2 separate regions of the Homo sapiens genome follow, and region 1 is linked to region 2. A link is a loop called in an ENCODE intact Hi-C map of the cell type or tissue named here. Cell type or tissue: mesothelial cell of epicardium. All regions are shown on one strand. Each heading gives the region's core, and the rest is flanking DNA. Links, peaks and the distances in the headings are about the cores only.

Evidence for each region. A loop is a pair of places that touch in the nucleus more often than their neighbours do. Peaks named below come from ENCODE experiments on the same cell type or tissue, not always from the same donor. Only the 100,000 strongest peaks of a DNase experiment are listed, where the experiment ranks them.
Region 1: a loop joins it to region 2, with 16 times the contacts of the local background. A loop is called at or near these places in 1 of 110 quality-filtered maps.

What each region holds. Positions count from the first base shown.
Region 1 is chr13:50,480,207-50,485,851 of GRCh38, forward strand. All of the region lies in intron 4 of DLEU1 (deleted in lymphocytic leukemia 1), which reads left to right. Among named protein-coding and RNA genes, the nearest start is that of DLEU1-AS1, 44 kb to the right of the region's middle. In mesothelial cell of epicardium, for the core only: no CTCF peak of the experiment used is centred there; no DNase peak of the experiment used is centred there.
Region 2 is chr13:50,130,961-50,136,605 of GRCh38, forward strand. The region is part of intron 2 of DLEU1 (deleted in lymphocytic leukemia 1); the gene reads left to right. Among named protein-coding and RNA genes, the nearest start is that of DLEU2, 8.2 kb to the left of the region's middle. RefSeq lists a silencer at 251-330. In mesothelial cell of epicardium, for the core only: no CTCF peak of the experiment used is centred there; DNase peaks (open chromatin) are centred at 1,911, 2,111, 2,271 and 3,358.

The DNA of each region.
Region 1 (5,645 bases), core at 1,217-3,716, 350 kb after region 2:
ATAGTAGCTAATGTTTATGTAGTATTTACCATATGTGAGGTATAACTTCTACTAACTATTCTAAGTACATTATATACAGGAACTCATTTAATCCTACAATGAATCTGGGCCATCTATTATATTGATGGAAAATTGTTACCAATGATTGAATAGACTATCACACATTGTATACTAGAAGAAATTGCTATTCTATGACAAAATGGTGAGCTGGCAAAGTTAGAGAAAACCTAAAGCAATTAAAAAGAATGGGCATACAGAGAACTAAAGAATTTAGTATCAGTAGCATGCATTGTACCTTTACAGCATGAAGGTCTTAGTACCTACAATGTTAAAAATTACATTTAGAAAATTAGCTCACAGCTCTTGCAGGTACTGGTGCAAAGCATGTCTTATTTAAATGTTTATTATCGTCTAAGCTTTTATTATTCCTTGGCTGTCCTAGAGATGTATGATAAGATATAATCTTTATAGAAGGAAAATGACAATTATTTCAAGTTCTATTCCTTAAGAAATTAGGGAAATAAGAATTCTGGGAAGATGGCAACAATGGCATTATAGCTTACGACTATTCCTGAATCCTCTAATGAACACAGTCAGAGTAGCAAAACCAAAACTGCACAGATGAAATCTACAACAAAGCAACAAAACATACACCCTAATGCATGTGTATATGGGGATGAAACTCTGATAGCAAAAAGACTTGTGTGGTATCACTAAAACTTTGCAAGAAGCAGAGAGAAGGAACTGAGACTTACGATGGATTTGAGTGGTGGAGAACCCCCAAATCATCAGTGATACTCACTGGAAAGCTCTGTGGTGTGTTCTGAGAGGAACAACTGATTCTTTGAGGACGCTTTACAGGACTCAATTCATAGGTAACTGCAAGGAGGCCATCATTAGGTTTGATGATGCTGTGGCTGTCTGAGTCGAAACTCTTGAAACTAACCAACTACAGATCACTTTCAGAACAAAGCTCTGCACTGAGGAGAGACTTCATTTAGAACTCATATTGAGGAGGAGGAGAACAACAGGAGCAAAGGAAAGAGAAAATCCAGCCAAGAATGAGGTATAGGAGAAGAGAAAGCAGATCTCAGAGAGCATGAAGCCATGTTTTTGAATCCTTCATTAAAAAAACAAACAGATGCAGGTGTTTCCAGTATAAAGTTAGGTCCTTGCTACCATTGTAAAAGTGTAAGAATATTCATTTTACCCTAACATGAGCAACAGAAAAGGATTACAGTTAAAAATACCATGTAAAGTTATTATAAGCAAAAAGAGAAAATGAATAAAATAATGTCCCTACAATGAAGGCACACCAGAAAGATAAGTCCACAAGGCAAATAAAAACTGCAACCTAATATTTCAAAACAGGCCAAAAGAAGTTGAGAAGCAAATAATAGATATGAAAGAACAACACGAATAAGAATTAGAAAAAGTCATAAATGAGGTGATTGGAGAAAAATACGATTTAGAAAGATGGCAGAACTTAGGAAATAATTTTAAAATAAAAAAAAATCAAGTTCAGTGTTGAATTCTAAATTAGAGGAAACCCAAGAGCAAATTGATACCTTCAGAGAAATAGAAGAAAGAACAAAGAAAAAACTTTTAAAAATAAAGTGAATGAAGACACTAAAAGGATGGAAGAGAAGGTGACAGCTATAAAAATAGGCAGGGACATTAACACATGTGTATTGGGAGTCCCCCAAAAAGGAACCAAAGCCATGGTATAGAACAAGTATTTGAAATTATGATTCACAAAAAAATGTCCTGACTTGAAACTATTGAAAGATAGTACTGCAAACCTGGGAAAAAAGACTCAAGAGATATTTTCACTAAAACTATGAACTTTAAAGAAAAGGAAACAATCCTTTGGTCAACCAGGCAAAAAAATGAAGTCACTGATAAAGGAAAGGGAATCAGATTACATAAGACTTTTCAACTTTACTGCAGCAGACCATACAATAATGCATTTAACAAAGTCAGGAGTTGAAACAGTCAAAGATATCATACCTTGTCAAACTGACAAACTTATTTCATTATAAAGGTTAGAGATAAACTGTAATAACTATGCAAAAAAACTCAAAATATTCTTCCCTTGAGAATTCATGAATATTCTACTGAAAAATAAGTGTTAGTTTGCAAAAGCAAACTTGAACACATGAAAAGGCATACTTCTTGGATCGGAAAATTCAACATAATAAAGTTGTCAATCCTCTTTAAATTAATTTATAAATGTAATGCAATCCCAGTAAAAATTCCATTTTTTTTTATAATCAAGTAGACAGGTTGACTAAAAAGTTTATTTGGAATAAGAAACAAGAAAGAATAGCCAGGTAAAGAACAAAAATGGAGAATATACTAATGGAAATTGATAATGCAAACATTATAAAGCCTTATAATTTAAAAAGTATGGTTTGCATACACGAATAAACAGACCAATGGATCAAGATAGAAAATCCAGAAATGGATTCAATTACATATGCAAATTACTGGAGAAAGGAGATGGACTTTTGAAAAGTGTTTTTGGGAAAACTGGATGACCTTTTGCAAAGATAAAATTGGATCCATTCCTCACACTGCACATCAAAATAAACTTTAAATATATTAGAGATTTAAATGTAAGCAATGACACTGTATAAGTAACAGAAAAAACATAGTGAAGCACTTTCCTAACTATGACTGAAAATGCAGAAGCAACAATGGGAAAGGTTGATACACTTGATAATATATGTATACAAACAAATTTTACATGACTGAAAAAACTATCATAAGAAAAGCAAAAAACAAAAAGAGAGACAAATATGGGAAAAATTATTTGCAATTTCTATAATGGACAGAATGTTATATTTTTATATAATACAGCTTCTAAAGACAGAGAGGTTTTTAGAGACCAATGACTCTATAGAAAAATCACCTAGAGATAGACACAAGTCACAAAAAAATGAAATGCAAATACCCTTGGACATGTGAACAGATACACAATCTCGTGCATAGTAAGAGAAGTGCAAGTTAAAATTATGTTGACATAGTACTTAACTATCAGATTGATAAAACCCCAAGTTTAAAAACATTCTGAGTGTCATTTAGAGCTAGAGTTTTTGGCATGCAAAAAAGAAAATTCAAATATGAGATGAAGGAGGTTGAGTAAAAAGGCAGCAGTGTAAACTGAGATATATTTTATCTCAAAAAATATCCTACATACTAAAAAAATCCATCTTTTTAATGCAAAGAAATAAAACCCATCACCAGTCCAGTGACAATGAGTAGCTGTAGGATTCAGATTGTGTTCTTTAAGTCCCATTTCCCCATAGAAAGAACCAGGACTCCAGAGAAATGGGTGATTCTAACTCTGGGATAGAAAATGTACAGGGATAGTCTGGAGCATCTTGTCACACCAGAAAGCAATGACGCTCAAGGAAGTTATAAGACTACGTAAGAGGATATGCTGAAAAGGAAACGTTTTGAAGTTGCTCCCACTGGCTAAGTTTTGAGCAACAATAAGGACAAAAGATGTCAATGAATCATGATACATGAAATATATTTAAATGCATGACTTTTAATGGTACTAAAAAACATCACATTGGTCACCTTAGAAAGACTTGAAGAACCAATTCATTATTTTAAAGAATAGTAAATAGAAAAGAAATAGTAAGCATTTATCCTGCCTTCCCTATACTAAAAGTACTTCAGAATAAACAATTGATGAAGGGAAATTTCTCTTAGAGACAGAGTCTAGGTAATACATGGGAAAGAGATGAGAATTAAAGTATTATCACTTTGCAACATTTAATGGATTAACAGATCCAGGCAATTATCATCAGTGGTTGCCAATATATGTATATAACTTAATGTATAATACTAATTTATATTATAATATATGCTATATTAATTTAATATATATTAGCATATGTATAATTTAATATTTAATATATAATTATATATTACATATGTATATAGCTCTATAAGTACTATAGATAATATATATTAATCTAATTTTCTCTGTCATCTATTATTTACCTATTATCTCTCTCTACTATCTGTCTGTCTATTTATCATAGAAAAGAATTACGCCTTGGTACCAATTCAGTCAGGTGGGCTCACATGATTGACTTTTAGCCCCATCTTTTGCTTAAAAATAAAAATTACATAGTACTGTAGGAAGACTGTAGGGAGCTGAGTGGGGACTAAGAGAGCATACAAACTTTATTTTACAACTATCCAGTCCACCACCTATCTCACAGATATGGGTGCAATTTCTAAGTCAAACACTATCTCATAACTGACTATATATGGCTTTTCCTGGGGTGAAATACTTTGTTTTTGCTTTCGGCATTCCTTCCCTGACTTGCCTTTTTAGTTGTTGTGGGGACTATGTTTTTAAATCCACGAGATGCAAGGAAACAATGGACGCCTTTCTTCGCTGCTTGTAAAGGTCATATGAGAAACAAGCATGAGCAGAGCAGTTCTGACTAGACGTGCAAGCACACACAGAACGGGACACATTCACCGCGTCGTTTGTCAGCATTAACCCTTTGCTTATACCAAGAAAAGGAGGCTGTGTTTCTATCTTCAGATGGTTTTGGACTGAATTTATGTGAAGTAGAAAACAGGAGTGAATCACTGAAATTTTTGCTTGCTCTGTTAGGGCTTGGGAAGACCCAAAATGGAGGTGGCGTCTGAGTCCAGGAAGAAAGAGGACGTTTATGAAACAAGAGGTCAGGGATTTTCCTCTCAGGTCTCACGACTGTAAGCAGATCAGAGCTGCCAGATGACTATGCAATGCCTCTAGCACCATAAGGAATATTCCCCTCCAACACCAGTTAAAAGAAAAATAATAACAAACTAGAAATAAGCATAGAAAGTACAGATAAGTACAAGATAGTAAAAAATACTTTAACTTTTATTCTTTTTCCGTGTTATTATTTTAATAGTTTTTATAAAAAATTAAGTATCAAATTCTCACAAAGGTTATTTTCTCATCATTTAGTGTTCTCACCTTGTTGGGGGCCTAAACACTTGTGTTGCTTTTGGGTAATCTAGTACTGGCTCAGATCCATCTCCTCAGAAGTCCAAGAAATTACTTGTCAGGAAACTTGGTAGGATGGTCTGCTCACCAACGTAGTTTATTGACTGCTGCTTTTACACTGATCTAAAAATACTCTTTATTTTTGGTTGGAATATGGCTTATTTTGGGAGAAACTGGTGAGGTTAGGTCATCCTCAGATTTCTGCAAAATATTTTATTATAATAGACCTAGCTATTCATGGGAAGATTATAATACCTCATGGATCATCTGGGGAAAATACCTGGCCTTCAAGGCCACTATTTCCAGCAGCAAACATAAAAATCCTTTAATCCATGTCCCACGCTTAGGTTTCTTAATTCATGAAATTCTGCTTATGATTGCCACATATAAATAAGAAAGGACTTGAACATATGTGAGCTATAAGAAACTTTTGTAAAGCAATGCAACTCATGGGTTTAAACAAATACTTTTGGCAGCTTTGTTAAGCATACATGCAAAAAGTGGGTTTGCTTCACCAGTAAGGGATACAGAAAAATCCAAGCTCTCTGACCTACATGTGACACACACAGGATAATAATTAATGATAATAATAAGTTTTAAAAAATCTAGTATGCCTTTC
Region 2 (5,645 bases), core at 1,858-4,357:
ATGACAAATAGACTCACCATCAGGCTTGCGTCAGAGAACCATTTTCCCCAGACTATAGTGAGATTGTTTTTTTCATTAGTTGCAGGAACTGATTTTTTTATGATTTACCTACCTGCTGCAGTTGCTGAATGTATTCTTCTCCCCTCCTTTTCCCCACTTCATCTGGTTGTCAACTCCTTTCCCTCCCCGCCCCCATCCCCCATCCCTTTTAAAGCTCCGGGTACTGGAGTCCATCGTATCCAGTTTGTGTGTGTGTGTGTGTGTGTGTGTGTGTGTGTGTGTATCCCGCTAGTCTAGCCCAGCGTTTATTAATGGTCAATATAAGCCACAGTGTTTGCATAGCCCTCACAAAATGGGTCATGTTTTCGGTTCCTTTGATCTGCAGCGACGGAAAAGTTTTGCTTTGCATATTCTCTTTTTTGCACATCGAGTTTAGTGACGGTGCTCTCCTCACAAGTTACAAGTTCCCTCCCCTTTCAAACAGTTATAGGGATCTATTTTTACAGGGACCCAAAGAGTTAGGAGAAATCCAGCATGTGCTAAGGCTCACCTTCACTTTTTTTTTTTCCACACAAGGATTAACATTAACGATGTAATGAGTTAAAACAGACTTTAATACCACTAAGCATGGATTTCCCCATTAACCTTGGCAATTATGTCACTTCAAAGAAGGAAGTATCAATAACGAAATTCTTTTGAATTAAATAAAATTATGGAAATTGTCCATCTGAGGTCTGGGCGCAGAAGAAGGAGGTTTCGGTATTTTAAAGAAGAACTCTTATTGGTGGATAATTATTAATATGAAATGAAATTTGTAAAGCTAGCCCTATCAGGGTACCTATATATATAGGTGCTTGATGAGTATTTAGTCTCCCTCACACCATTTTCTAATTCCCATCCTTGAAAATTTTGGCAGGAAATACAGACTTCCCAGTGGCTAAAAAATTATGCTGAAACTTCTCTTGTGGTTCAGGTAACCTCCACTTACTTAAAAACACACACACACACACACACACACACACACACACAAAATTTATCCAGGGAACTTTAATAGCTTATTAAACCTTAATGGAACTATCTAGGCAAAATAAAAATAATGGTGATTACGTATTCTAAATCCAAAACACATTAAATTAACTCGAATTTTTTGATGGTTCCAATAGGTAACTATTACCACCTGATTTCGTTTACGAGTTTCCACAGTAAAAACGAAATTTGTCAGCACTCGTTTGCTTCTAGCATTTCTGCTACAGCAGGCTTCGCCGGCAGACTGATCTTTCTAGACCTTGTCTCTTTCAGAGCGCCAATTTTATATTGAGGCTATTCAGTTCTCCACTTTTAAGAGAGACGGGTGCACTTTTTTTTCCTTTAAAAATCAAATGAGAAAATGGAGAAAGAGTTTGTAGCACTCACGGGTGGAGAAAACCCATCTGCCTGATCCTTTTGTCCCGGTGCGGAGTCGCTGGAGAGGAGAGTCTCCTGGAGCCGCTTCGCGGATCCCACTGGGTCACCTGGTCCTGGCTTATTTTCTTTGAGGCCCATTCTCGGGGAGTAAATAGACAGTAGCGAGTTTCCTGGCAACTTTGCACTACTCTTTAAATAGAAGAGAATTCCTCCAGTTTGCCTCCCCTTATAGGCTTTCCCGCCTCAAATTGTTTTAAATGCTCCTCACAGTCTTTTTGCCCCTTCTCCCAATGACAAGGCAAGTCTCAGCGGGTGACCTTGGTGTGTGCCGCAGGGTTCAGGCTCTTGGAGCCCAGCTGCCCTGCTGAGAGAGCGGGAGGATAGTCGCACCTAATTAGTACGCGGCTCCGGCGGAGATGAGTGCGTGGGCACTGTGCGTGCATCTTGCACATGACACCCAAGTTCAAAGCGCCCTGCTTATGAAAACTTGGGGCATCAATATCGTCTCATCACTCAGGCGCCCTTAGCGAATCTGGACAGATCGAGGGGCGCAGTCTTGGCTTCCGGACCAGGACTTTCTTTTTTTGAGATCTATTTAGCTAGTTTAGAAAAATACACCTTATGCGAACATATACAGCTATTTTCTCGCCCTCCACTCCAGTGGTCTGCAAGCCCCTGGTGCTAGTGTGAATATTCCTGAGTCCTGAGCGGGTTCCCGCCCGTGCAGAGCCAAGAACACTGAGCGGAGGTCACTGTAAGTTCAGAGCCGTGCATCCTGGTTAGAATTGGGAGAAAAAATTCTAAGCCCGCCCGGAGCTGCTCAGAAAAGATGGGTCTCGGTCCAGCGCCCCCTTAAAGTCCTCAGTGCGCGAAAGTCTTGGATTACTGTGCTTTGCGCAAATTGGACGCCACGCCTGAAGGGCCCGCGGAATCAATCGCTTGCCTTCTGTGGGGTCCTGGCATCAGCGTGACCAGGACATGCTATTATTATTGGAAACCGAGTCTTGAAGTGGACCCCCAGCCTCCACCCAAGCCCTGCGGCCAGGGAATAATTCTAAGGGCTCTCCCCTTTGGATGTCTAGGGTCGGGGCGGTCTCGGCTCCCTGGATCCTCTGGTGTCCCGGCACCGAGGGGCGCTCGGCAGCGGGGCAGAGGGGACGGCCTCGCGACCCCGCCAGGGGCACGAAGGAACGGCGGCCGAGGGAAGTCCACGCGGGCTCTGGCGCAGCAGCGAAGCTGGAGGCGTTTGCTCCGCTCTGCCCGGAGCAAGGGGCGCGCAGGGGAAACCGCTTCTAGAGCTTCGCGGGGAAGGGATCAGGGGCGGAGGGAATTCTGTATTCTAGTTGTGGATCTTTCGGGTCTCTGTCAGTTAACAGAAGCCTTTGGGGTGTGGGTCCGGGACGCCGCTCGGAGCCGTAAAACCTTGCCTGACCCGGCGCTCCCAGCCACTGCGGTGCAGCCGCCTTCGCCTTCTGGGTGCGGGACACAATCTGGCCCAAGGTCGTTCAAATCGGGGCCGGCCTACCCCTCAGAGAGAGCCTCCGCCCATGGTCCAGTGGCAGGGAAGCCTCAGGCTACGGCCTAGATGGAGCATTCACAAGGGCGTTTCCAGGCCCCAGTGGCCTCTGAGCAGGGGTTAACTGAGGTTCAGGTTTCTTCTGAAAACCTGAACTGAGGTTCAGGTTCACAAAAAGAATTACACAAGTTTCCCAACTCTACAATCTGTTAACTCAAGGCCGATTACCTTCTCAGAATCCTCTAAGTATTTTTGCCTGTAAAGTGAATTTGGACTTTCTTCTTCTCTTCCTCACACAGCTGGTCACAGACAAAAGGTGGGTTACAGGCCTGGAAAAGATTCATCCCCTGCTCACACATGTGCCTCTTTCTTGGGACGTTGTGTGTTCTCCACACTCCTGGGCCGGTCAGGAGGGGTCTTGTGCTCTGCTAGGGAGGTGGGCTTCCCTGTAGGAAGAGTGTGGAGGGAAAGGCCTAGCTGGCCCACTTGGTAGGGAGGGTCCCACGTGGCCTGCAGAAAGGCATGAAAATGACCAGGAGACAGGACCTGGGCCGATATGTGTGAAGGGTGGGGATCTGGAGGCATTGGGAAAACTCTCTCCCAGTGAAAAAGAGGCCCAAGAAGTTCTGCTGCCTGTTCTAAGAAGACAGGATGCTCAGTCTCAAGGTGGGACAAGGCCAGAGTTCCTTGCGACCAAACTGGGATCGGAAATCTGTATTTTCCTGGCTAAACTTCTTGTATTTTAAGCTTCTTTCTCATTTGCTTTCCGTTTACTCTTTAGTCAAGTGTTTCTGAAAATCTTGCCAAAAGGAAGTCATTCAGTTAACAGATATTTATTGAGAGACCACTGCATGTCAGGCACAGGAATAGGACGGTGAAGAAGACAGTTCTTGTCCTTACAGCTTACAATCCAATTTTTATCTTAAGAGAATAAAAGCAATTAAAGGATGCCATGAAAAAGATACCTGGGTAGATCCAAGGTGAAGGGAGCATGGCTATTTGGGGCTACTTACAAGAACTTCAGTATCCTTGAAACTTAGAGGGCAGAGGACCTGCTGGGGGAGCAGAGAGACAGCTTGAGGAGAGGAGCCTGGGCCCTGAGAGGGGGACCCGGGGTGAATAGTTCATCATGGGGCTTTCATGGTGCACAGCAGGTGAAGCCGAGGGCTGTGTTAGATCCGATGCCCCCTAGGTTTCCTTCTGGTGTGAAGATTTGAAGGATTCACTTTTATCAAGGGAGCTGATGTTTCCTTGCCAGGCACCACATATATCCCTGTGCTATTACACATGATTAATACTGCAGACTTTAAAATAACAATATGCAACTAAAAAGTACTTTCAAGAGAACTCATCTAGCAGAACGTTTTGTAAGAATATTGTAGTTAGAGAATTGTGTTGGAGATTAAATCATACATAGTGAACAAGACACTGTCCAGTCCTCACAATTTACCATCCAGTGGAAGATACAGAGAAATATATATGAGACATTCGAATTCACTGGAGAATAGAGAGCAGGCTTTATGCTCTCAGGAAGTTGGGTTATAGGGTTGGGGCATTTAGTTCAAGGTAGCTTGGGGAGGTCCCATGAAGAAATCTGGGAGATGATTCATAGAAGAACGGCTTTTGTGTATTGACTGAGCCCTTATTCTTATATGGCATTCAAAATCCTCCTGCAAACACAGTATTTCTGGGGCTCAGAATTGCCCTGAATTAATAACTGTGCTAGAAAGACAAAAGAAAGTTCTTGCAACTGATGAGACTTAAAAAAGTCCCCTCTGGAAATGTTAAGGCCTTCACAATATTTCTAGGGCTCAGGATTGTCAAAGGCTACTAACTCTGCCAGAGAGACAAAAGAAAGATCTTGCAACTAACTAGACTAAAAAAAGTGCTAGTTTGATGTTACAGTGATTAATTATGAAAATACTCAGGCATGATGCTTTTAATTGAATCCTTTTGTAGCATTATTGGTAGGGGCAGGAGGGAACAGCAATTCCTTGAATGCCTGCTGTTCCATAGGCCCTTGACATATATTGTCTCTTTTAATGCTCATGACAACTCCATCAAGTCGGTATTTTTATTTCCATTTTTTAGATTAGAAAAATGAGGTTCAGTGAGGTTATGCAAGGCCACTTGGGGAGTAAGTGGCAGACCCATCTGACTTCAAGCCTGTGTTCTCTTCCCTTTTCTCATGGAGTGCCTTCCCAACCCAGAGGGTGATGAGTCTAAAAAGGAATCATATTAAGAGAATTCACATTTGCAAATTTTAAATTCCTATAAAAAAATAGGCTTGGATGAACTTATAATATCTCTATAAATTATATTTTAGGGTTGCCAATATAAAAAATTAAGGAGATCAAAATAAACATCAAGAATGCTTTATACAAATTAAATTAACAGAATGCAATTAATGTCTCTTTACCGTTGCTTGCTAGAAAATTTTCAGAATAAAGAGATGCTTATCCATTAGTTTTGCTTTATTACACAGAGAAACACATGCGTGTCTAGCCTTACACTTAAGTGGAAATTCCCTTAGGTCACTTTCCCTGGGTTGTGACTAAAGGCAGCTGTCATTATCATGTAGGCCATGTGAGGTTTGTGACTGGAGAAGGGATTATGGTCATGTTATAATGTTATAAGTTGATAAAATTTTATAGGTACAAGTAAAAGCTTTTTACTTAAAACGAAAATCCTAGGATTACATCAATCAATCAATTCAGCAAATATC